Regions from separate parts of the Mus musculus genome. Here all the other regions are linked to region 1. Evidence: chromatin loops called from intact Hi-C (ENCODE). Cell type or tissue: gastrocnemius. All regions are shown on one strand. Region 1 overlaps Hacd1 (3-hydroxyacyl-CoA dehydratase 1). Region 2 overlaps Cubn (cubilin (intrinsic factor-cobalamin receptor)). Region 3 overlaps Mrc1 (mannose receptor, C type 1). Region 4 overlaps Stam (signal transducing adaptor molecule (SH3 domain and ITAM motif) 1). Region 5 overlaps Mrc1 (mannose receptor, C type 1).

The links. Peaks named below come from ENCODE experiments on the same cell type or tissue, not always from the same donor. Only the 100,000 strongest peaks of a DNase experiment are listed, where the experiment ranks them.
Region 2: a loop joins it to region 1, with 3.0 times the contacts of the local background. A loop is called at or near these places in 11 of 42 quality-filtered maps.
Region 3: a loop joins it to region 1, with 5 times the contacts of the local background. A loop is called at or near these places in 32 of 42 quality-filtered maps.
Region 4: it touches region 1 in a loop (3.0-fold over the local background); 19 of 42 quality-filtered maps call a loop at or near these places.
Region 5: a loop joins it to region 1, with 6 times the contacts of the local background. A loop is called at or near these places in 32 of 42 quality-filtered maps.

The regions. Positions count from the first base shown.
Region 1 is chr2:14,046,027-14,051,026 of GRCm38, reverse strand. All of the region lies in intron 1 of Hacd1 (3-hydroxyacyl-CoA dehydratase 1), which reads left to right. Among named protein-coding and RNA genes, the nearest start is that of Hacd1, 7.5 kb to the left of the region's middle. In gastrocnemius, a CTCF peak has its summit at 2,470; a DNase peak (open chromatin) is centred at 2,458; H3K27ac peaks cover 606 bases.
Region 2 is chr2:13,276,093-13,281,092 of GRCm38, reverse strand. It overlaps Cubn (cubilin (intrinsic factor-cobalamin receptor)), which reads left to right. Exons shown (of 67, transcript NM_001081084.2): 65 at 852-1,017; 66 at 2,496-2,731; 67 at 4,258-4,755. The coding sequence ends at 4,365. All of the region lies in intron 1 of Gm13270 (a long non-coding RNA gene), which reads right to left. Among named protein-coding and RNA genes, the nearest start is that of Gm13270, 7.0 kb to the right of the region's middle. In gastrocnemius, a CTCF peak has its summit at 2,898 (motif pointing left); a DNase peak (open chromatin) is centred at 2,383; H3K4me3 peaks cover 248 bases.
Region 3 is chr2:14,292,818-14,297,817 of GRCm38, reverse strand. It overlaps Mrc1 (mannose receptor, C type 1), which reads right to left. Exons shown (of 30, transcript NM_008625.2): 14 at 4,285-4,372; 15 at 2,874-3,018. Among named protein-coding and RNA genes, the nearest start is that of Mir511, 34 kb to the right of the region's middle. In gastrocnemius, a CTCF peak has its summit at 2,224 (motif pointing right); a DNase peak (open chromatin) is centred at 2,227; H3K27ac peaks cover 811 bases.
Region 4 is chr2:14,148,255-14,153,254 of GRCm38, reverse strand. Stam (signal transducing adaptor molecule (SH3 domain and ITAM motif) 1) reads right to left here. Exons shown (of 14, transcript NM_011484.3): 14 at 4,917-5,000. Among named protein-coding and RNA genes, the nearest start is that of Tmem236, 24 kb to the left of the region's middle. In gastrocnemius, a CTCF peak has its summit at 2,225 (motif pointing left); DNase peaks (open chromatin) are centred at 1,172 and 2,249.
Region 5 is chr2:14,308,246-14,313,245 of GRCm38, reverse strand. It overlaps Mrc1 (mannose receptor, C type 1), which reads right to left. Exons shown (of 30, transcript NM_008625.2): 20 at 4,425-4,567; 21 at 3,164-3,278. Among named protein-coding and RNA genes, the nearest start is that of Mir511, 50 kb to the right of the region's middle. In gastrocnemius, no CTCF peak of the experiment used is centred here; a DNase peak (open chromatin) is centred at 2,520.

The sequences.
Region 1 (5,000 bases):
GGCATAGTCTCATAAGAGACAGCTATATCAGGGTCCTTTCAGCAAAATCTTGCTAGTGTATGCAATGGTGTCAGCGTTTGGAGGCTGATTATGGGATGGATCCCTGGATATGGCAGTCTCTAGATGGTCCATCCTTTTGTCTCAGCTCCAAACTTTGTCTCTGTAACTCCTTCCATGGGTGTTTTGTTCCCAATTCTAAGAAGGGGCTAAGTGTCCACACTTTGGTCTTCGTTCTTCTTGAGTTTCATGTGTTTCTTAAATTGTATCTTGGGTATTCTAAGTTTCTGGGCTAATATCCACTTATCAGTGAGTACATATCATTTGAGTTCCTTTGTGATTGGGTTACCTCACTCAGGATGATGCCCTCCAGGTCCAACTTAATTAGCCCTTTGCCAGGTATGTGATTTGCAAATACTGTTTCCCGGTTCCAGCTGTCTTTCATCTCCTAACAGTGGCTCTCAGAAAGCAGGTACTCCTAATCCTAACTCAGAACCTTCTCTGCACCTTTCAGTTTAACTCTTTATGGGCATGGGTGCCTATTTTCAGTCAGTCAAAGCACTCATGTGTTGATTACAAAAGGAAGTAGCAATTTAATCTTGGAAATGCACTGAAGAGTTGATAATGGATAGTACATGAAAGTATAGTGTGTGCAATTGAAAGCCATCTCTCCTGTAGCCCTAATTGTTAACCTAAAGAGGATACAAAGAAAATATTCCAAATTAGGGTGACAATTTTCGACTGATTGAAATGGTGGGTCCAGGCAGTGAGCAGAGATAGCTACTAACACCACAAAGAAAGAACAGCCAGGAATGTTTTGCTCCTTTAGAAATACACTAGAACACTTGTCAGAGTCTGGTGGAGCCCTAGAACTAACTGCCAATTTACAGAAATACAGGAGGCAGAACATAGTAAATGACCTAGAACCTCAAGTATCCAATTAGCTCAAGACAGTGAGCAGCCTGCAGGCCCAGCCACCCAGTGTTCATCAGAAAACTTGAAAGAAAGGGATAAAGGGAAGGGGGAGGGAGAAGGAGACCTGTAGATTCAAGAGACACACCAAATATTTAGAATAGATGAATTCTGTCTAAAGTGCGCATGTGCATGATGCTAATGTGGTCAGAAGACAAAGTTCAGGAATCATTTCTCTGCTTCCACCACGCGGGTTCCAGCGGCCAAATTCAGGTCATCAAGGTTAGTGGTAGACATCTTTTCACCCTCAAGGTTTTATAACAACCAGAAGCGGTTATTTTAATGTAGGACACTGGGGATTATAGTTTTAGTCATAAAGATAATAATTTTAGAGATATACAATAAAATATTCAGGGCCATATTAGAGAGTGTTGTGGATCTAATTAAAATTAATCAGAGCAGTGTCGAGAGGAGAGGCTTGGATGGAACAAGATGACCACAGCATGGCAACCCTTGAAGCTGGGTAGGAGGCACGTGGGGGCCTTTCTTTACCGTTCTGTATAATTTTGTGTAAGTTTGAAGCTGTTTTATAGTAAAAATTGTAAGTTTTCCAAAAGAACTATGAATGTAGATAACCAAGTGTTTCAAAGAACACGTATTGTGTCTAGAAATCTAGAAATCTAGAAGAAATCTTGAAGAAAAAGTGCTAGAAGATCGATAGAAGAAAGAGATAAGCTTGCCAAGGACATTGTAGCCAGAGTGACTGACATACAAAAGCCCTTTCATTTTGTAGGTTCTGGCATATGTTGCTTGTCACAGCACTGTCCTCTTACCTTTACTCGCTAAGTTAGTGCAATTTGAGCCAAAATAAATCATGTCCTATTTATCTCACATCTAATTTAGCACCTCCTTATCTTAGTAATACTTGTTGAAAGATGAATTAATTGATGAATGAATGGAAATAAGCAAGCAGGAACTCCTTTGAGACAGCTCTTGATTGTTTTTGCGCAGAGAATCTAGGGGTTTTGTTGGTTTGTTTGAGACAGTCTCACTACATAGCCTTGGCTGGCCTGGAACTTGCCCTGTAGACCAAGCTGGCCTTGACCTTGAAGTGACCCTCTCTCTACCCTCTGCTCCTGGAGGTCCAGGTGTGCACCGTTACTCTAGGCTTGCAAGTCTGGTTTGTCAAGGACGGAAATTTAATCTATTTGACTCCATGCAGTTGTTATCTCTGGCACATTTAAAAGCAAGACAGAACCGAGCATCCCTCAAACGAACTCCCAATGGGAGGAATTCCAGTTGCTATGATTTTTGTTTTGTTTTTTAATTATTAAACTGATACCCAAACTTTGCTAACTGTAGGACCCTTAAAGAAACTTTGGTCCTTGGTTGTGAAGGTATCCCTGGGAAATGAGCTCTGACTAGTTTATGCAGGTCTTGGCCTTCTTTACTGAAGCACAGATGGAGTCAGAATAAAAGCCTCTGGTGATCTTTTCCAGCTCTGGTGCCTTCATTTGTTTTCATCTGTGTAGTGTGTAGCTGGCACAATGCTGCCACCTATGGGGCAGTACCAGACTTGAAATACCACATAAATACTGTTTAAAATGCTAGGAACACTTAGTGCTTTGAAATACCACATAAATACTGTTTAAAATGTGAAAAACACTTACATGATGTTTTTGTTAACTTAGAAGTTGCCTTGCAAATTAAATTTTATAGGTGTCTAACTTGTGTCTGCCTGCAAAAGCCAGGTGTATGTAAAATGAGTATGTCTTCACTAACCTTTTGGTTTTCTTATTAGAACCTCAGGGACTTAGAATCAGATTGATACAGTTACTACGCTTTGAGCTGGGAAGGTACTTAAACTACCACCAAGTCAAATGAGTGCTTTAGGATTGACTCAGTACTGATTCCAGAAAGGGCCCTTACCAAAGGCAGGGTCAAGAGCTGAATCAAATGAAGCTGCGATGTGCTAGGACCAAGGTTTGGGGACTTTAGAGGTTCATTCCCAGCCTTGCCCGTTATCGTACTCCAAGATGCATTTTGTAAGGTTTCTCTTTTCCCCCCAGTGTTAAGGGTTGAGTCGAGGGCTTCTCTTGTAGTCTGTAGGCAGTCTACCACTGTGTTATGTCCTCAGTGGTAGGTTTAGTAAGTTATCCTCATAACTATGAGTGGCCTGTAAACTTTTAAAAATCATACTATGGAAATGTTTGAGCAATTTCTCCCTATGACTTTACAATGTAAGGTAAGCATGGATTGTTCTGTGACCATAGTGGTTGGAGCAGCCCAAGACAGCTCAGGAGCTTAGCCCAGGAGCTCACTCAGCTCAGGAGCTCAGGAGTGGGGCCTCCAGGTCTCAGCTGCTTTGCTGTGTCCCTTTGTGTCTGCTTCTTTAGTAAAAGAGAATAATCCTTCACAAGCTTGCTGCATGGACCAAAAGTGGTGTGTGGCCGTGTCTGACAGATCTGAAGATGCACTTACGTTCTTTGCTGTAATTGTTCATATTTCTGCAACACAGAAGTCTGATGGTGTTAGACCTTTGCGTGGCCTTGTGTTGTTCTGTCCAGTGTGCCATGTGGTGAGCAGGTGGAGAGGAGAGTGGTCTGCGTGTGCACTCTGTCTTTCAGTTTTGTCAAGGCTGTATAGTCACTGCTATCTTCACAAAGGAATACAGTTAAGCCAGTGGTTCTCAACCTTCCTAAAGCTGAGACCTTTTAATACAGTTCCTCATGTTGTGGTAACCTCCAACTATTGAATTATGTTCATTGCTACTCCATAATTGTAGTTTTGCTACTATTTTGAATCATAGTGTAAATATCTGTGTTTTCCCAATGGTCTTAGGTGAGCCCTGTGAAAGGGTCGTTTCAGCCCTGAAGTGGTTGCAACCCGCAGGTTGACAACTGCTGATTTGACTGTACACTTCGATAGCTCCCTATTATTAAAGCCTAGGGCAATTACTCATATCTGTAGATGGAGTGTTCCAGGCTTTCAAAAGCCACTGAGAAGGCAACTTTCTTAAACTTCAGCATACAGGAATAGAGATGGAAACCAGGAAGTTAGCTCTCACCAGGAACTATATCAAGTGTGGGATGTGTGTACCAAAAAGCTGCTGTCCACAAGTGTAAATTCATGGTGAAGAGTGCATACTTAACAGATATGTGTAAGCTTACAAGGGTTAATATATGTTCTTTTCTTTTTAAAAAACTCCAGCCTTTAGCTGGGTGTTTTGGCAAGTATGTTTAATCCTAGCATGTGGAAGACAAAGGCAGGCAGATCTATATGACTTTGAGGCCAGCCTGGTCTGCACAGTCAATTCTAAACCAGCCCAGCCATCACAGTAAGACCTGACTTCCAGCATCAACTCTTTGAAAGCAGGCTCAGCTCATATTTGATCCATATGTATCTCTTTTATACTACCGCCATTGGTTTTGTTTAGTGAACATTAATAAGTGATTCTTATTAAAGATTTCTGTGTGTGCCTACATAAATTACATGGTATATATTTTCTTATGAATACAGCTTTTGGCCAGCTTTTTATCTTGAGACTTGTACTGGTTAGTTTACTTATTGCCAACCTGCTACCTGGGCAGAGGGAAAACCTACCTAGGAATTGCCGAGATCAGATTGACCTGTGGGTCTGTCTGTGGGACATTGTCTCGCTTGACAATTGATATGGGAAGTCTCAGCCCACTGTGGACCATACTGTCCCTAGGCAAGTGGGTCTGGGCTGAATAAAGAAAAGAAAAAGCTAGCTGAGAGAGGAAGCAAGCCAGTAATCCATTCCTCCATGGTGTTTGGCTCAGTTTCTGCCCAGGTTTCCCTCCATGATGGACTATGCTTTTGATCCGAATGTTTTATCACAGGAATATAAAGAAACTGGCACTATGACATTTTGTAATTATGAAATGCTTTGATGATCTCATTTTTTAAAAAATACACACTCTACTGCCAGTCTGTCAGTTTAATTGCTGAAAACAACTGTATGCTAGCTACGGCTTTGTTGGTAGCCGGCCCTTCGTATATTCCACAGAACACCTTTTGTTCTCTTTCCCTCTGGGCTGTTTTTTTTTTTTAACTTAACAAACTAAGAG
Region 2 (5,000 bases), 770 kb after region 1:
TCCTAGCCAGAGATGTTTTGTTTAAACATTTAAGAGAAGAACCAAGAGTGCATCACTTGCCATTGCCTAGGTATAGAAAGAGCCTCGCCAGCTCAGATGCCCAAGTAAATGTGCACTTCTGCAGACTGCAGTGACTCTAAAGGCTAGCCAGATTCTGGACTATGGAACGATGAAGGGAAGTGGGGTAGCTTCTCACATTGAACATGTACACGCTAACAGCAGCTCTTCATGCAGGTCTACAGGGTGAGGAATATTATAGGCACATGGAGCCATTTACTTTTCCCACAAGGAAAAGATTTGTTTTTGATCTTCGGTGTTCTTTGTTCATTGTGGCCACTTTAAGCTTTCCAGTGGGAAGCATCCTTCCCCCGGCCCCCACTGTGATCCCAGGAATAAAGTACAACTGGAAACAGGCCAAACAGTGGTGCCCCTTCCCCCTTGAAAGTCCACTGTGCATTCCTCAAAATGTGTGCACACATAACACTCTGTAGGATCATGGCACCGGCTAGTATATCACAAGAATGTCAGTATTTCTGAGGCTATACTTTATCAGATATTTCTAAATCCCAATGCAAATGGCGAGTGCTGTAAATTCTTATATGTCTTCATCTACAAATACTTGAATATGTAAAGCCCCATTTCCTATTCTGGAGTCTGAGTGGCCTGACAAGAATAATGGGAGTCTCAGGCTAGCTTGGGCTAGCCCAAGCTAGCCCAAGCTAGCCCGAGCTAAGAAGGTGATACTGTCTCAGAAAACAAAACCAAAACAAACCTACTGGATTTACCTCACGTGTTAGTGATGAGCTGAAACAGAGGTGATCGGATGGGTAACCAATGGTGGGTTTTCACAGGTAAGAAATGGCAGCAGCAGCAGTTCACCACTGCTTGGCAAGTACTGCAGCAACCTGCTGCCCAACCCCATCTTCTCTCAGAGCAATGAACTGTATCTGCACTTCCACAGCGATGACTCAGACACCCACCATGGATATGAAATTATCTGGGCCTCCTCTCCTACTGGTAAGATGCTCACTCTGAGGGAAGCTCCTGTGGGCTGATGGGGTGTCCACCACAGGAAATAACATTACAGGAAATAGGAATGCGGCCTTCAGCACATTAGGTCTGCGCCTGATGATTTTCTGTTAAAGACGCAGATTTCTTAACAATGAGAGTACTGAATTTTCAAAATCCTACAATTATTTATCATTTCTTTGATGTAAAAGACTGAAATTTTCATATAAAAGGTCTGACAATGTAAACATTCCATGTAAACATTATTTTTGTTCTTCGGATGGAATACCCAGGAGTTCTCTTTGAGAATTCAGGAAATGAAATCACAGGACAAGTCAGGGCCAAATCTGTGTGTGTGCAGGCAGCTGGCTCTATCCACAATGAGCAGCGGGCTGCACATGTGACCGTGTGTATGCACGTCTCATGGTATGTGTCTATGAGAAGCTCAATCCTTCATGGTTCCTATCATTTGGTGGCAGTCCTGTGTCGTAATTGCTACTTCAGGGTGATAAATGTCTTCTTGAATTTTTGGTCCACTGTTCATTAAATAGCAGGGAATTTAAGTCACATGAACACATTTAGATCGAGAAAAGAGGGATACCTCCAATACTTCAATTTTATAATATCTGGGAACCTACAAAATAAAAATCATGAAAGGAATCTTTTAAGTATATTAAGGGATAAGAGAGGGTCCCATTCAATAATCACAGAAAACAAAATCTACACACGGAAGGAAGCCCAGTCATTAACTTCCCTGATTGGTGAAAAGGAGGAACCGATGAATGCATTGGCCATGGCCGCAGGCCTGCACATGAGGGAGTGAAGCCGTAAGCCACTCTGACCTACATAGTAAGAACTGATCTTGAAGAGAGAGGGAGAGAGAGAGAGGGAGAGAGAAGGAGAGAAAACTCCATGCTCCAGGAAACATGGCTAACTCTATCTTTACACGGGAAGTTGGTTACTTGAGGAGAGACTTTGATCTTGGGACCCATAGGCACCCTGTTGCTATTACACACCAGAGCCCCCACAGAAAGGTGACCCTGCTCAAGGCATTGTACCAGATTTAGAAGTTGAGAAGGTCTTAGAACTGCTAGAGTGGGCCTGATGAGTTTTGTTGTAGCATCTAAGCTGTGACGTCAGACGTCAGTCGTCAGTCTGGGTGTGCCACAGAATGTGAGTTGATTTTCGCAGTCATTAATATTTTCTATGCTCAGGGAGTCTGCTGTACCCTCAAAGCATGCAGATGGAGACTTTTCTCTTGGGGTAACTATTGTATTGTTTTCCAGTTTGTTCCTAGCTTGAGGTTAGCAAAGAATAGTCCCGGGGGAATTACCTTGGGTCACAGCCACTGGGAAAGGACTATCCAGTGGGGATGGGCCCGGAGGGGCTCTCAACCAAGAGGAGGGTTTCCATGTTGGGCGCTTTCTACCTGTGTGGGAAAGCAAGCTGGATGCTAAATGGAACCTTTGTCCATTCTTTCTTTGCAGGCTGTGGAGGGACTCTTTTGGGCAACGAAGGTATATTAGCCAACCCTGGCTTTCCTGACAGCTACCCAAACAACACTCATTGTGAATGGACCATCGTTGCTCCTTCTGGAAGGCCTCTCTCTGTTGGGTTTCCCTTTCTCAGTATCGACTCTCCAGGTGGCTGTGACCAGAACTACCTCATACTCTTCAATGGTCCAGATGCCAACTCACCACCCTTTGGACCGTTCTGTGGCATCGTGAGTAAACAAACAAGCTATTTTACATTTCCACATGTAAAATTTCACATGTGATTTTTTAAACAGTGACGGTAACGGTAACTACAGGCACATGCAAACCAAAAAAAGAAAAAAAAAAGTTGTAATTCAGTGGCTTTCTATTTTGGGAGTATGAGCACCATCTAGTGGCAGATATGTCATATTACAGTTACCACTAAAAGCTACAGAATCAAACCTTACCAGGGAGTTAGGGCACTGTTTTTAATTTTTCTCCTCTTTATTCGCACGGCCCTTTGAACCAAACAAGGCAAGAATTATATCACTGGATGTCTAGAGAATTAAAAAAATATAAAACTTATTTTAAAGCTTGTAAGATTTTATTTTTAGAAACATTAGAAAGTACATCGTAAGTTTAAAAGTTTGAGAATTCTATGTATTCACCACTTACCTTTCTTTGAATACATATACACATTTGCATATTTGAGCACACGTATTTTCATATCTGAATGCATACACATATCTGCATCTTTTAAACTGTTTATAACTTACCGATCCTCCACTAACACCTTCCCACATTAATGAAGAAACTTTTTTGATGTATTATTTCCCATGTACCTGAGTGCAGCCTGGATTACTAAACAAAGCCTCTGGGTTTCGAAAGTAACTTCTCCCCAACTATATCCACCATTACAGCTCTGGGGAACATATCTTAATATGGGAAAATCAGTTACATGGGGAAAGAATTTGATCTTGGGACCAGTAGGCACCCTGTTTGCTATTATATGCAGGATAAAATGAGAGATAACTTTGTTATCTTTGTATGGCTCCTGTGTGTAGATTTGAGTACCTTCCAAGCAGTCAGATCTATTTGAAGCCACAGTTGGCAGCCTGTGCTGCAGGAAGAGTTCACTCTGGACTTTGTAGATGAAGGACAGAGGCGCTGGAAGGTGGATGACTCCCTCTTGTAGCTCAGTGTCATCTCAAATCCAAGGAGATAATGGATACGCTGTATCCATTATCAAAGTATACTCCTTTCCATATGTAATGAGTTTTCCATTTATTTTATTAACATTTCACAATGTTAACCTATCATATAAAGCATAAGAATAAAAGAAATAAGAACTAAACGCTAAGGTAAAGCGCCAGCAGCCTGGCGGTTGTGTGTGGGTCTGCATGTGCTAACACCAGCAGCCTGGCTGGGGTGGTGTGCATGCGCTGACACCAGCAGCCTGGCTGGGGTGGTGTGCTTTATGGCACAGCACTGATGCGTGCCATTGTTCACATTAGTTCAGATACACAGAAGATAAAAGACCAGTGAGGCCCACCATTACCTCCCCAACCATCGCCTTGCAGCCTTCTGTCTCTGGAGGCATTCTGTTGTATTAATTAATGCACTAATTATTGGTGTGTCACAGTTAGAAATATATGTTGCTTCACTCTTAGAACTTCTATAGAGTTTCTATAGGTAACACTTTAAGTATGCTGATATTTCTAGAAATATGTTTGATTTAAAAAATAACCTTTCTTCCCCTCCTCCTCAATTGCAGGACACTGTGGTAGCACCCTTTCATGCTTCATCAAATCGGGTCTTCATAAGATTCCATGCGGAGTATGCAACCGTTTCTTCAGGATTTGAAATAATGTGGAGTAGCTGAATCGGGAGAGCTGTGTGTAACCCCTCTGGCTCTGCCCCGCGCCGTCAGACGCAACCCGCAACCCTGCCCAGAACTCTGTGGTTCTCATCCCCATCTCTGCCCACGCCATCAAACACGGACTGAGCTTCTATGGCCTTTACAAGAGAAAGTGTATGACCAATTTTTTTACATTTGGTGTTCTGAAGGCAGAGCCTGGTGGTGTTCCACTCAGGTGTACATGCCATCCTTACTGGATGCACCATTTAGTGGAGACCTTTTAAAACGTTCTTTAAAGGGTAGAAATTATCCTGGCACACTGATGTACATTTCTAAAAGTTGGTGATACAAATAGCTGTATGGTTTCCACTATACAAAAGTCAAAGTACGGGTAATAAACATTTCTTAAAACCATACAGTTCCATTGTCTCCATTTTTAACCCATTGCGATCAGGTTTTCACTGTGACGTGCGCTCGAAGATTTATTGTGGCCTCTGAAACTGCTTCCCAACACGAACTCCGACTTCTCCTCCTTGGATTTGTTTCCATCACACTGAAAAGGGCATGGTGGGCCATGCAGTAGGAGCATGTGCAGTACCACTCACTTGGCAGAAAACCAGGAAGTGAAGCACTTTAGCGCCCCAGTTCCTCCTGCCCAG
Region 3 (5,000 bases), 250 kb before region 1:
CTGTTATTATCCTTTGAAGGGCTGGATTCGTGGAGAGATAATGTGTGAATTTGGTTTTGTCATGGAATACTTTGGTTTCTCCATCTATGGTAATTGAGAGTTTGGCTGGGTATAGTAGCCTGGGCTGGAATTTGTGTTCTCTTAGTGTCTGTAAAACATCTGTCCAGGCTCTTCTGGCTTTCATAGTCTCTGGTGAAAAATCTGGTGTAATTCTGATAGGCTTGCCTTTGTATGTTACTTGACCTTTTTCCCTTACTGCTTTTAGTATTCTATCTTTATTTAGTGCATTTGTTGTTCTGATTATTATGTGTCGGGAGGAATTTCTTTTCTGGTCCAGTCTATTTGGAGTTCTGTAGGCTTCTTGTATGTTCATAGGTATCTCTTTCTTTATATTTGGGAAGTTTTCTTCAATAATTTTGTTGAAGATGTTTGCTGGTCCTTTGAGTTGAAAATCTTCATTCTCATCCACTCCTATTATCCGTAGGTTTGGTCTTCTCATTGTGTCCTGGATTTCCTGGATATTTTGAGTTAGGATCTTTTTGCATTTTCCATTTTCTTTGATTGTTGTGCCGATGTTCTCTATGGAATCTTCTGCACCTGAGATTCTCTCTTCCATCTCTTGTATTCTGTTGCTGATGCTCGAGTCTATGGTTCTAGATTTCTTCCCTAGGGTTTCTATCTCCAGTGTTGCCTCACTTTGAGTTTTCTTTATTGTGTCTACTTCCCTTTTTAGGTCTAGTATGGTTTTGTTCATTTCCATCACCTGTTTGTATGTTTTTTCCTCTTTTTCTGTAAGGACTTCTACCTGTTTGATTGTGTTTTCCTGTTTTTCTTTAAGGACTTGTAACTCTTTAGCAGTGCTCTCCTGTATTTCTTTAAGTGATTTATGAAAGTCCTTCTTGATGTCCTCTACCATCATCATGAGATATGCTTTTAAATCTAGGTCTAGGTTTTCGGGTGTGTTGGGGTGCCCTGGACTGGGTGAAGTGGGAGTGCTGGGTTCTGATGATGGTGAGTGGTCTTGGTTCCTGTTAGTAGGATTCCTACGTTTACCTTTCGCCATCTGGTAATCTCTGGAGTTAGTAGTTATAGTTGACTCTGTTTAGAGATTGTTCTTCTGGTGATTCTGTTACCGTCTCTCAGCAGACCTGGGAGACAGATTCTCTCCTCTGAGTTTCAGTGCTCAGAGCACTCTCTGCTGGCAAGCTCTCTTACAGGGAAGGTGCGCAGATATCTTGTTTTTGGACCTCCTCCTGGTCGAAGAAGAAGGCCCAAAACAGGGCCTCTCTCAGAAGCTGTGTTGCTTTGGCAGTTCCCAGAAGCTGTCAGCTTCTGTGGTGCAGACTCTCACCTGTGCAGACTAAATTCCTAAGTTCCAGGGAGTCCTGGAACCAAGATGGTGACCGCTGCTCCTGAGGCTGAGGCCGTCTCCCGAGCCAGGCGGACACCTGTCCTCTGGTCCGGACGGTGGCCGGCTGCCTGTGGCCCGCCAAGAGTGCTGCCTCAGCGGCTCTGTGCTTCTGCCCGTCCCAGAAGCTGTCCGGTTCTCTGGCGCACCCTCTAACCTGTTCAGACTAATTTCCTAAGTTCTGCTGAGTCCCGGAACCAAGATGGCGACCGCTGCTGCTGAGGCTGAGGCTGCCTCCCAAGCCAGGCGGACACCTGTCCTCTGGTCCGGATGGTGGCCGGTTGTCTGCGGCCCGCCCAGGCTGCTGCCTCAGCAGCTCTGTGCTTCCGCCCGTCCCAGAAGCTATCCGGTTCTCTGGTGCACCCTCTAACCTGTTCAGACTAATTTCCTAGGTCCCGCGGAGTCCCGGAACCCAGATGGCGACCGCTGCTGCTGAGGCTGAGGCCGCCTCCCAAGCCAGGTGGACACCTGTCCTCTGGTCCGGATGGTGGCCGGTTGTCTGCGGCCCGCCCAGGCTGCTGCCTCAGCAGCTCTGTGCTTCCGCCCGTCCCAGAAGCTGTCCGGTTCTCTGGCGCACCCTCTGACCTGTTCAGACTAATTTCCTAAGTTCTGCTGAGTCCCGGAACCAAGATGGCGACCTGTAACATATTTTCTATCTGCCAGAGTAAAACAAAGCTACTAACAACATAAAGAGGCCACAGTGAGTCACTGGCAGGCAGCAGGAGACTGTTTTTAAATTTAAATTCAAAAGGATACTAATCCAGAATGTGGAAACATGTGCATCCAGCCAGCAGAGGGCAGTACCGGGTCTCTTAACTGCAGAATGGGGGCAGCGGCCATGATTCCCCAACAGCAGAGGGCAATGTGGTTCCATCCTCTTATTGCTATGGCGTCAATATGTTTTAATTCAAGGGTCAGCTTGTTTCCTCGGTGTCATAACCCAGCTCCTCTGACCACAATGCCTAACCTGTCTTTGCTCTAATTTCCAAGATATCATAAATAATATCATGTGAGTCCCACAACACCACGGCCTTCCCTATACTGCTGGTTCTGTGTTATGGATATTAAAATATCAGGTTGAAGGGAGCTTGTACCTGTTTCAGGGATAAAATAGAAGGTCAGAGGGTGAAAGTTCCAGAAAGCAAAACTGCATTGCCTTTCTACAGCACTAAAGGGCAGGTCTCCCATTAGCCCCTGCAGCTGCAGTGGATGGCCAGAGTCCCGGCTGCTGATGGGAATGTTTTTAAGGACGTGACTCTAATCCAGGATTCTTGGTGGCCTTTTGATCTTCTGTTCCTTTGGAACACTTATCTGTTTCCAACGTCCCCATTCTTATCCTGTGAAATAAGGGCCCCACAGTTCCCTGATGCTGGTATTTTTGTTTGTTTGTGCCAATGGAGGAAACAAATTGGGGTATCAGAAGGCTAGCTCTGTAATGTAAGAAAAAGAGGGGACAGATTTGTACCTTTTTGTATCTGACAAATCCAGTTGTTGAGGTGTTCACAGTTGATATCATTCCAGGACATGCCAGGGTCACCTTTCAGCTCACCACAATATTCAACATTTTGGTAATTATTTGGTTCACCGTAAGCCCAATTTTCATAGGAAACCTATGGTGGAAACATCACACTTGATCTGAACCACAACACCAGGTTGCTATGCTGTGCTAGAAACACCACATTAGGCTGCAGATATACCACGTATACCACATTAGGCTGCAGATATACCACGTATACCACATTAGGCTGCAGATATACCACGAACACCACATTAGGCTGCAGATATTAACCACGTATACCACACCAGTGCAAATTCAAATTGGGAAAGGAAAAAGAGGGGCTGTTTGGATTCTTCATTCATTTGCTTTTTACTTTTAGCTATGGAAGCACATTTTATGGACATGGGTGAGAAAGAAACAGCTTTTATTACATGGAAACTTTTAAGCAGACTAGAGTAGGGAATTGGTTTTTATAACATTTCCTTTATTCCCATTAAATAGAATGAATCCAGGGCCACAAGCAATGGGATTTATATGTAGGAAAAAGTTAGCAAGAAACTTCCATATCTCAGTCGGTAGTCGCAATTTCCTAAATTTACAGCCTGTTCTTAAGGGATGATATTTCAGTAAGTTGTTGGAAGCTTTTCATCTATTACACAGGCTACAGAAAAATAATTAGAGAAGAAAAAGTCTTATAAAATGTGACTAACTGAACGACCAGCCTTTGCCAAAATGAACAATGGAAACAACTTGGGAATGTGGGTAGTTTTCAGTGATCAGAGTCTGAAGGGGTCTGGATTAAGAATTATGATCAGTTTTCCATAAACATGAAATCCAGACACCGATGCAGCCACCAAAGAAACCATGTCACTTAAACAAGTACCTTGGAAGATGCCTGTGGGTTCCAAGAGAAAATAGTGTTAATATCATAAAACATCCTTTCCCAGGATGACCAGGACTGCTAAATGTTGCTAGCAAAAGCCAGAGCTTCCCATTTCTCAAATTTGGAGAAGTCCATCTGACTCTAATGGCTACCAAAGTTGTGTCCAGTTTCACTGAACTAAAGGCACCTGCAAAAGAGCTTTGAAGATATTTAATCATCTACATGCTGGCTTTGTGTAGAATTGAGTCATTTGGTATAAACTGGGAGGCATGGTTTTTCATTCCTTAGGTTATTCTCATCCACAACTATGCTTAAAGTATGTGGAGGCCAGGGCTGGACAGTGTATACTAAACTTGTATTTATCTTACATAAAAATGTCTCCAACTGTCTTAATGACATATCTTGATAAAACACCAATAAGTCCAAATAATAATGCCAAAATAAATACACTACAGGGTAAAAAAGAGAGAGAGAGAGAGATTTAAAACTACTTACGGGAGAACCATCACTCCAGGTGAACCCCTCTGAAGGACTTCCATAGGTCAGTCCCAACCAAAACAGCTCATGGTAGCTTCCACTGCTCCTGCAACATAAAAAGAAAGAAGATACCTCATCCTGGAAGGTTTTCAGTCTTTCAAAGGACCATCAAGAGTTGATAGATCCCTCTGAAACACACATTAGATAATACACAAGCAAAGAGAATAACAATTAAATGTGTCCTACAAAATTTGCCTCTGATGGTTAATATTGATTTTACACTTGATGGGCTGTAGAATCATCTAGCAAACAAGTCTCTGGACACATCTCTGAAAAGTTATCTAGATTATGTTAGTCTTGACGAACACCTGTGAGGAATTATCTCGATTAGATTGAAGTGGGAATACCCACTCTAAAAGTAGGTGGCACCATTCCTTGGACTTGTGTCCAATACTAGCTAGCTAAGTACCCCTCTAATTTCCTGTTTCCTAATGCCAATCCAACTTTCATATTGCCAATGTAATGTAACCAGTGGGTCTTCTACTCCTATTACCATGCTCTCCCTGCCATAACAGATATGAACAACCTCTCGAGCTATAAGCCACAATAAACTCTGTCACCTTTAAGTCATAGAGAAAAGTGACTTAGAAAATGTGAATTTGTATACCACTTATCAATATTCTGAACCCTGGAGCACTACTGGGGAGGGGAGAGGATCTTAATAAGGCATCTAA
Region 4 (5,000 bases), 100 kb before region 1:
TTTAAAGTAAAGAAAAAAGAAACTGATATAAAGTCAGTATTTACTGTGACACAGAGAAGTATTTCGCCATTGAAGGAAAAAAAAAACACCCATGAGTATTTCATTCATTCTGGGGCTATTTCTGAAAAACTTTATAATGAGACAGGAAAAAAAAAAGGCTGGTCTAGAGATAAAATGATGGGGAACAAGTTCAAGGCCAGTCTATGTTACAATGTTCAAAAAAAAAATCTTCTTCCCCAAATCAATAGCTTACCAAGAGAAAATACACACACACACACACACACACACACACACACACACGCACGCATATTCTGTACTTGAAGTAAGCCATTATACCTTTATCTTTAGCTCCATTATAACAGAAAATTGAAAAAAATACCAACAATATCTAATCTCCTAAAGTCAAGTATATTCTTTATCCTTAGAATTATTCTATGTTCCTATAAAAATAAAAAAATAAATAAAAAAATATTACAAGAACATTGATAAGAGTTCCTGGCGGAGCAGTGGGAGGGGGTAGGTAATAGAGAATGATTATGACCAAGGTACAAACATGCAAGTATGACAATGTCACAACAGAACCCCAGTATTTTGTATGATTATTGTGTGTGACACAAATAACACTAAAAATAAGTTCATCAGAACAATCAACATAGTAGCTTACATTAAATAAATCACATAATCGCTATCATTAAATAAATCAACATAGTAGCTGACATTCTGGAAGGCTAACTTGCAACTAAACGGGGCAGAATGGCATTTTCTTCACCATTTAGGATGGTGACCTTTTATTTCATCTAGAATATTTTCAAGACATTCTTAATCAGCACCAAGGACAAAAATTACAATGTCCCAGTGCTGTAGTATCTGAGCAGTGTGATGGCCAACGAGAAGACACAACAGAGTCAACGAGAGGATGCACTGCCTCCATTTTGCTTGAGGACCAAAATTTCACACTCCGCACTGGAACCCCGAGAACAGTAAATCCTCAGTCTCATGCTACCTTTCTTCTTTGGTTATTCAAGTATGCCCCAGCACTGCAAGGCTGGGTATGACGATTACTGCCAGCTCAGAACCAATAAACAGGAATGACTACAAAGGACAGCACTTCTGACAGAGAGCATATGCTCTGGCAAGGGTAAGCTCATGGGAGAAGGCTCCCTGGCTTGCTGACAGCTTCAGTCTACCCAAAGCATGTCCAGAAGGGAAGTTCTCACAGCCGTGCTAGAACCATGCAAGCCCAGTGCGGCAGCACTGTCCCACTCTCCGTCCTCATCTACATCAGTACAGGTTGTGTCCCGAGTGGCTGGGCATGTCAGACAGGAGAGGGGAAGTGAAGCTAGCACTGACTCTGTAGGTAAATCTCCAACAAGGAGAAGGCTGGTCTCGGATGAACCACAGAGCTGCCCAAGATCATCTACTGACCAGAATGCTCACTTAAGAAAAGCTGTATCTATGTGATAGTCCTCGGAATTTCTACAAGAAACTGAAATTTCCATTTAAGGATATATGTATGCATGCATGTGTGTGTATATACATATATATTCAATGCCTCATTTATATCTCAAGTCAAAATGCTATCACTACCATCAAGCACTTCCTTTTCAAGAAATCCTTATGACAACTGAGACATTTATAATGAAAGTTAATGACATGATTTTAACTTGTACGATGCAATTATATGTGTGAATATGCTATTAAGAAGCCTCTTAAAAGCAAATATAGTTGTATCTGTTTACTTCTTCAGTTTTAGCAACTCCTTTGAATGTGTTCATTAGTTTTTCACTAATTTTGGTTTGGAGAAATAGTAGCCATATCTTATATATGTTTTATATAAATTTTCCATCTGGGATGTGACCTACCTTGCAGATACATATACTATCTCCAGTATCTATCATGTTTATCTTTAAGATACACAATGGTCTATGATAAAGAACCCATCTATAAAATCCATTAACCAAATGAAATAGAACTTGGATTCTGATTCACAACAACCTATTAGTGTTTACTGTTGATCTTGCATGTTTCTAACTTAAAACTGTGCTTGAACCAAATGTGTGTAACTGAAAATATAGCCCTTCTACACTATAGCACTTATGGAATTACCTCGAAGCTACCCACCCTGAATGGGTGTGTGAATCACTGAGAAAAGCTTACTATGGTGGTAATAGAGGAAAGCAGCTAATTGTTTTTAACAGTTTCTTAAAACAAAACTGCAGTGCCCTCTTCTGGCCTCAGCAACCACAGACTAATTGGTTATACACACCAGCAGAAACTGCAAGGTTAACCAAGTTTATTTGTATGTGCAGTTTCTGAAATAAGCCTGAAAAATTAGTCTCACTACTTCCATGCATGCTTGTGTGGTCTACGTGCAGTCTAAACACACACACACACACACACACACACACACACACACACACACACACCCCGTCCCTACTCATACTCAGGGAGGAGTCAGAGAACACCAGGTGTACCGCTCTAGTATGCAATGGCTGCCTTATACCCTTAAGACTTGGTCTCCCACTGAAAACTGGAGATAAGCAGGTTTGATCCTACATCTAGTTTTTTATGTTGGTGCTAGCAATTTGAACTCAGTCCTCAAGCTTGTATGACAATGAAAAACGCTGTTATCTGCCGAGACATCTTCTAGCCTGTAGTTTCACTACTTCTAAAACAGTCATGTGAGTTCTGATTTATGTATCTTTTAGGAATAACAGTCACTTTAATGAGAATGGATGTTCAGATATGGGTGGTAGATAAATAAAAATGTGTATGAAAGTCAAAGTGTAAAATCTAATAGAAACTCCACAGCTTCTGTTCTGAATGCCCATTTTAACTGTATAGAAATAAATCTATTCTTCTGCTTAATCTTAGTATGTGCTTTTTATTTACAATACTTTGTATAAAAATAAAATAAATACGAATGTTATGGGACATAAAAAAATTAAATGATACTACGAAGGAAGGAAGGAAGGAAGGAAGGAAGGAAGGAAGGAAGGAAGGAAGACCAACCTAGAATGTAGGAAATTCTATGATATATTGTGAATCTTAAAAAGCCAATATAGGAGTAGAGAAATACAGTAATGAGGATTAACCTAGCAGAGTTAAGGGACATTATGGAGGTGGCATGTGTTCCTGGAATGAATCCTAGATTTAAGACTGTATAGATACGTAAATACACATATTTAAGACAGCTTGGAGGACAGTCTCATCTTAAGAACCACTGTCAGTTTTCCCCGGACTTAACAGTGGTTTAGGTTACATGGGAGGCTGTTCTGATTTTTACAGGAAGCATCATGAAGTAATCATGCATACAGTTTCTATCTATAGCATGTTTACCTATTCAAAAGTAGGTGTGTGTGTATGTGTGTACACATGTAAATCTACATACAAGTACACAAGTACATAAATGTGCACAAAAAGATGAGGCAAAATGTGAGTAATTAGTGACTTTAGAGGAAGAATATTTGTGTAGTTGGTGTTTTGTAGGCTTGAAACTTCTCTGAGCAGACAGCGGTTGGGTAGAGCACCACCCATAACAGCCGCCAAGCAAGTTCCTACTCCCCTACCAAGGGAAGATAACTGAAAATTAAGACCTTAGAAAAAAGAAACAAAGATAGATCCTTTTATATATTCTTTATACTAAGAGAAACAAGCAGGTATCAAGCCCAAAAATGAAAATTAAAAACCTAACAAAATTGTTAGAAAATGACAAATAAATAAAAAATTTTAACCCTAAGTTTTGTTATTAACATAAAAAGGAGGTGTACAGGAAGTTGTTGTTGTTACTATTATTATTATACAACTGGTAAGTAAACAAGGTAATAAGTAAAAAAAACAAAAACAAAAAAATGATTTTAATGTACATCGCGTGAAAATGTGCCCAATCATACCAATGAAACTCTTATTAGAAAATAATTTCTACAGTTTGTTACTGCTGCACAGGTTAGTATGCAGGACACTCATCTAACACAAACTTAAGCACTGGACAAAGACTATTTTAAGTTCCATGAGACAGATGTCACCCATGAAAGACCTCTATACTGGAAATGAACAATGCTGATTTATTGAACACTTTGAGGATTAAAAGGGAAGAGGAAAGAAATGTTCCAGAAGTAAGAAAGAAAGAAGTGAGTAGGAAGGGCATGTCTGGGCACAAATTAGAAAAATGTCCCTAGCTAAGTAGGGGTGACAGGGAACAGTCAAGAGGTCAGAAGAGTCTATTAAACCCTCTTAGCACACACACAGGCTACAACTACTGATCTCAGGCACTGACATATTATCACCCCAACACTGCATGAGGACTGTAGCACAGGACAGAGCTGTAGTCTGTCTCCTTTAGGAATCATTTCTATAAAAACATTTCTCAAACCTTAAAAAGTAATAAAACCCATAGACATTTACTCTACAGAAACTGTTTAAAAATAGTCTATTTATCAAATTATAGACCGCTGTTATGGTTTTTGAGACAGGGTCTCACTATGTAGCCTGGTGGGCTTAGAACTTACTCGGCAGGCCAGGCTGGCCTCAAACTCACCGAGCTCCGCCTGCCTCCACCTCTGAGTGCTGAGATTAAGGGTGTCCATCATCATCTTCACACCCAGCAAGGATTGTGTGAAGTGCAACTTGCATAGAGTTTAGAACAGAGCTAAATGGCCTGTCGGCCCCATTTTGTTCCCTAGTCAGGCCGCTTGAAGGATGGAAGGCTGGTGCTTCCTTACCCCTCAACTTTTCTGCCCGGTTACCCAAGTGACGTAACTAAGACAGAATCCATACCAGCTATTTATTCATCTCTTTATATGCTTGGTAATCTAATACATAATGAAAAAAATATATGCATTGTAAAACGGGTAGCTTTTTGTTTTTTCGTTTCACCACTGACAGACTTAAAGGGTAAGATGCATACTGGAGAATAATTTTTTTTTTCACATGAAGGTATCAAAATTAAAATGGAAATATAGTTGTAAAACAGAAACTTATAAAAATACAAGGAAAATACA
Region 5 (5,000 bases), 260 kb before region 1:
ACACACACACACACACACACACACACACACAGAGAGAGAGAGAGATAAAAAAAATAAATCTCTTTAAAATGCAAAATAAAGTCTGTGGAAACATAACCACCTGCTCATACATGAGCCCAAAATTCCGTGGAACAGCTGTTCCCAAATCCTAACCCCATTTTCAAAGAGGTTCATTTTTACATTTTTCTCAATTAACTAAAGATAAAAATAAATACCTCCAAATGTTTTTCTTCCAATATTCTTTAGTGAACTAAAAGTGCAAACAGATACTTGTTTTGGTTTTATTTGTCTCCTAAACAAGATTGTAACTTCTGCCTCATGCTCAACTTGAAACATACTGTGAACAGCTCTATGTTGTGGCATACAGCACCAACTTCCCCACTGCCAGTAACCACATTACGAATTCAACAGCGTGTGCCTGCTTTGCCAGGAATAATGTTATTTTATCTGAAAATTGTTTCCCTCTGCACATCTCACTGCTCCGGTTTTAATTCTGCTATGCCAGGAATCAGCACTTTGTGGTGAAGAGAGGAAATCCATTACTGTGTTTCCCTGCTGGGTAGCTGAGACAAAAAAATGTGGTGAGCCAGATCAAGAGATGTGAAAGTCATGTTCTTGTATCATGTGTTGTTTGACCTTTTCTGTGGGTGTCTGAATAGCTGGTGAATGTGTTAAAGATTCTTGTGGAAACTTGGTTGGTTTCATGTATCATGTTGTCCTAAGAGAGTGCAGTGCACATCTGTGCCTTAAAAGAGTAAGCATTTGGGAGAGCAACATGCAAGTTTCTAGTATCTTCTCTTCTGTACTTTTTCAGATACATAATTTTGGATAATTATTTTGAAAGTCAAAGATGCTCTGGGGCTGGAGATATGAAGCAGTAAGTAAGAGTTAGGACCCAAGTTTGGATAACAAAAGACCAGGTAAGAGCTGGATGTGGCAATATATATGCCTATAACCCCAGCATGGGGAAGATAGAAGCAGGAGGATCTTTGAAGCTGACTGGATGCTAGCCTAGCTACAACTTCAGTGAGAGATCCTCATGTGAGATGCACAGGGGGAGAGTGACAGTAGAAGATACCTGGTGCTCTCTATTGGCCTCCACATAAGCACACACATCTATGTGCACCTGCACATACACGCATGTGCACAACATACAAGTATATGTTCCTCCACATCTATCCAACTAAAAGAGATTCTAAAGAATATATATCCTAGCCGGGTATGGTGGCGCAGGCCTTTAATCCCAGCACTCTGGAGGCAGAGGAAGGCGGATTTCTGAGTTCGAGGCCAGCCTGGTCTACAAAGTGAGTTCCAGGACAGCCAGGGCTACACAGAGAAACCCTGTCTCAAAACAAAACAAAACAAAACAAAACAAAACAAAACAAAACAAAACAAAAAAGAATATATAGCCTAGTTTTTTCCTATAACCTTTTTATAAATTTACACACACAACAAACTTCTATTGGATTTTTTTTCTGTATACAACATATATACCAGGATATGTGATTCTACAGTGTCCACTTGAGCACCACCTAACTTAACAATTTCTAAATCCTTTGCAAACCTCACCCTGTTCGCAACACATCGTGTCTCATCAGTCCTGGCTACTGGAATGGCCTCCTCATTTTGAACATAAATGTATTTCCCTATATCCATCACTCATTGACGCAGATCTTCCTCTTAAGGCCACACAAGGTGGACCATCCAAGGACATGCATTCTTTTTCTCAATGTAAAACTTGAAAAGTCTCTGATCCATACTTCAACTGCTATGGTTTCCAAACCCTTCAATAGCTTAGTCTGAATCTCCCAAAATTGGTCAATATCTGCCTTAGAGCACAAATCATAGATTGAATGGTATAGTTATTTCAGCAAAGGGAGTCCCCAAAGGGTCACCCACGAGTGCTCAGGACCTTTATTTCTGGATAGAAGAGAGAAAGTCTGTGTGTTCATGCATGTGGGCATATGTGTTGAGAGCAGCGTATCTCTATGTATTCCTCAGGATCAAGCCAACTAAGGTTTTATGTAAAAGGTCTCTTACCAGTCTAGATACTGCTAGTTTTATTAGGTTGATGGGGCAGAAATCCTCAGGGATTTTTCTTTCTCTAACTCCTGTGTGCTGGAACTACACATATGTCAGCACCCCAGGCTTTGCACATGGGTGCTGAGGGTTGAACTCAGGACCTTATGGCTTGTGCAGCATGCTCTTCATTGGCTGAGGTTTCTCCCCAGCTCCAACTTGTGTCTCTTGACAGAAGAATAAATTTTACAATCCTCTGTATGATTGTGACAAACATTCTCTTACCAGATACTCCCATAGCTCCAGCTTATCCTTGTGTCTCATCAAAAAAAAAAAAAAAAAGTTTTCCTACATTTGTTTAAAGTTTACATTAAAAAACCAGCTTTGTTGTGTTGTGAATTATATGGTCAGGGCCCAGACACAAGCAAGTGGGAGACCAGCAGCTGCTCACTTCATTCTCAGAGCTACTCTTCCTTGGCCCCTTGCATAGCAGATTTGTTTGGCAACGGGACAAGATGAGGGCTGGGACCCAGGTATTGATGCTAAACTCCACTTCTGACCAAGGATGCTCCTTCCCCCTAGGCTCTATAAGTGTCATTTCTCTGTCCATATGCTGGAATAATAATAATGCCTGGCTCATAGGATTGCTATGAAAATGGGAAAGAATTCTATGGAGAATTTTTTTTAAACATCCCAGTATATCTAGCATCAATGGGAGGGGAGGACCTTGGTCCTGTGAAGGCTCGATGCTCCAGTGTAGGAAAATGCTAGGGTAGTGAGGTGGGAGTGAATAGGTGGGTAGGGGAGCACCCTCATAGAAGCAGGGGATGGGGGATGGAATAGGAGGTTTGTGGAGGGGAAACAGGAAAGGGGATAACATTTGAAATGTAAATAAATAAAACATCCAATAAAAATACATTAAAAATGTATATTATAGTATATTATCTATATGTATAGTATATTATCTAACACTAAATAAAATAAAATAATTCCTAATAAGAAATTGAGAAGATTTTCCCTTACTCTATCTTATTACAAAAAAAAAGAAAAAAGTCTATTATAATAAGCAACAGTGTATCACTTTAGGGCAAATTTACATATATATTCATAATGGCCAGGGATATTCATAACTGTCAAGATGTACCTTGCTCTTGTGCATTTTCTATGGACACCAGGTTTCCTTTCAGTCCTTTGCAAGCTTGCCGTGCGTCTTGCCAGCTTTTTTTTTCTTCATTAGCAAATCCAAAAATTTTAAAGCACTGAAACGGAAGGGGAGGACAAAAGCAGAGGTTTTAGCTAAAGATAATAAAGTTCACATCAAGAAATCAAGTCATACATGAAAATTCCAGATAAATAAAAATTTTCTCAGGCCTAAAGGAGAATTGAAAAGGAAAAGTAAACCAGTTTGATGGCCCACATATTTCTCTGCAGAGTTTTATTTTTCCCTTGAGATAAAGGGCACAGATCTTTGGCTAATAGTTCACGTATGTTTTTACTTTCCGTTGAGAATTTGTGATGGGATTATCCAGTTATTGGTGATGACATAGGCAGAAGTTAACCCTGATGGCTGTGGTTGCCATCTCCCACCGTCCCGCAGTGACCAGTGCTGCTGAGGTTTAGTGGCACACAGTGAACAGCGCTGCTGGGGTGTAGTGGGAAATGACCCTTATAGGCTCGCACAGTGACCAACACTGCTGAGGTTTAGAGTCCAGCAGTGACCAGTGCTGCTGGGGTTTGGTGGCACACAGTGACCAGCGCTGCTGGAGTGTAGTGGCATACAGTGACCAGCACTGCTGGGGTTTGGTGGCACACAGTGACCAGCGCTGCTGGGGTGTAGTGGCATACAGTGACCAGCGCTGCTGGGGTTTAGTGGCGCACAGTGACCAGCGCTGCTGGGGTGTAGTGGCACACAGTGACCAGCGCTGCTGGGGTGTAGTGGCATACAGTGACCAGCGCTGCTGGGGTTTAGTGGTGCACAGTGACCAGCGCTGCTGGGGTTTAGTGGTGCACAGTGACCAGTGCTGCTGGGGTATAGTGGGAAATGACCCCCATAGGCTTGTGCTTCTGAATTCTTGCTCCTCAGATGATGGTGCCGGGTTTCGAGAATATGTAATCTTTGGGACATGGGCCTGGCTGGTGGACATAGGACATAAAGGTAGGCCCACAGGCATGCAGCTGGACCCTGTTCCAGTACTTTGTGTCCTAATCCACCATTTGTTCCCACCTCCATGGAGCCTTCTACTCCACCTGCTCTGCTCTGATAGACTGTGTCCTCCGAAATAGAGAAGCAAAATCTCTCTTGCTTCTATTACCTTTTTTATATTAAAAAAAAAGAAAAGAAAAGAAAAAGAAAAAGAAATCCACCTAGTGCAAATACCAAGATGGAGGTCAATTTCCTCCCATACCTTGTTCTTGTACAAATGCCAACCTTCCTTGCAGCCACCTGGTGTCGTGGGTGTGGTAGGCATGGCAGTGGCATTGATGCTGCTGTTATGTCTCTGGCAGATGAAGTTATTTGGATAACCACAGTTGATGTCATTCCAGAACCCTGTAAAAGAGAAGAGCTAATGTAAATCTGCATACTCTTAATTTAAAACATACCTTCAATGATACAATATCTCAGGAGGGATCTCAGAAAATGGTTCAGAATAACTTTATTTTCAAATGACTAGAAGAACCTATGCAATCTCTCTCCTCTCTCTCTCTCTCTCTCTCTCTCTCTCTCTCTCTCTCTCTCTCTCCCTCTCTCTCTCTCTCAACTCATAAGAGTTCAGAAAGATTACTATATGCTGAGTTTACTCTTGGAATTACAGATATATTATTAAATTATTAATTACCAATAGTCAATCATATAATACTTAAGTATTTGTTTATGTTACTTTATTTAATCTTCTCAACAAAAGACAAATTACATCAACACTCCCACTTTATGCAATGAAAAAGAGCTAGAGAGAGGTGAAGGTAATTGATTATAAATATAT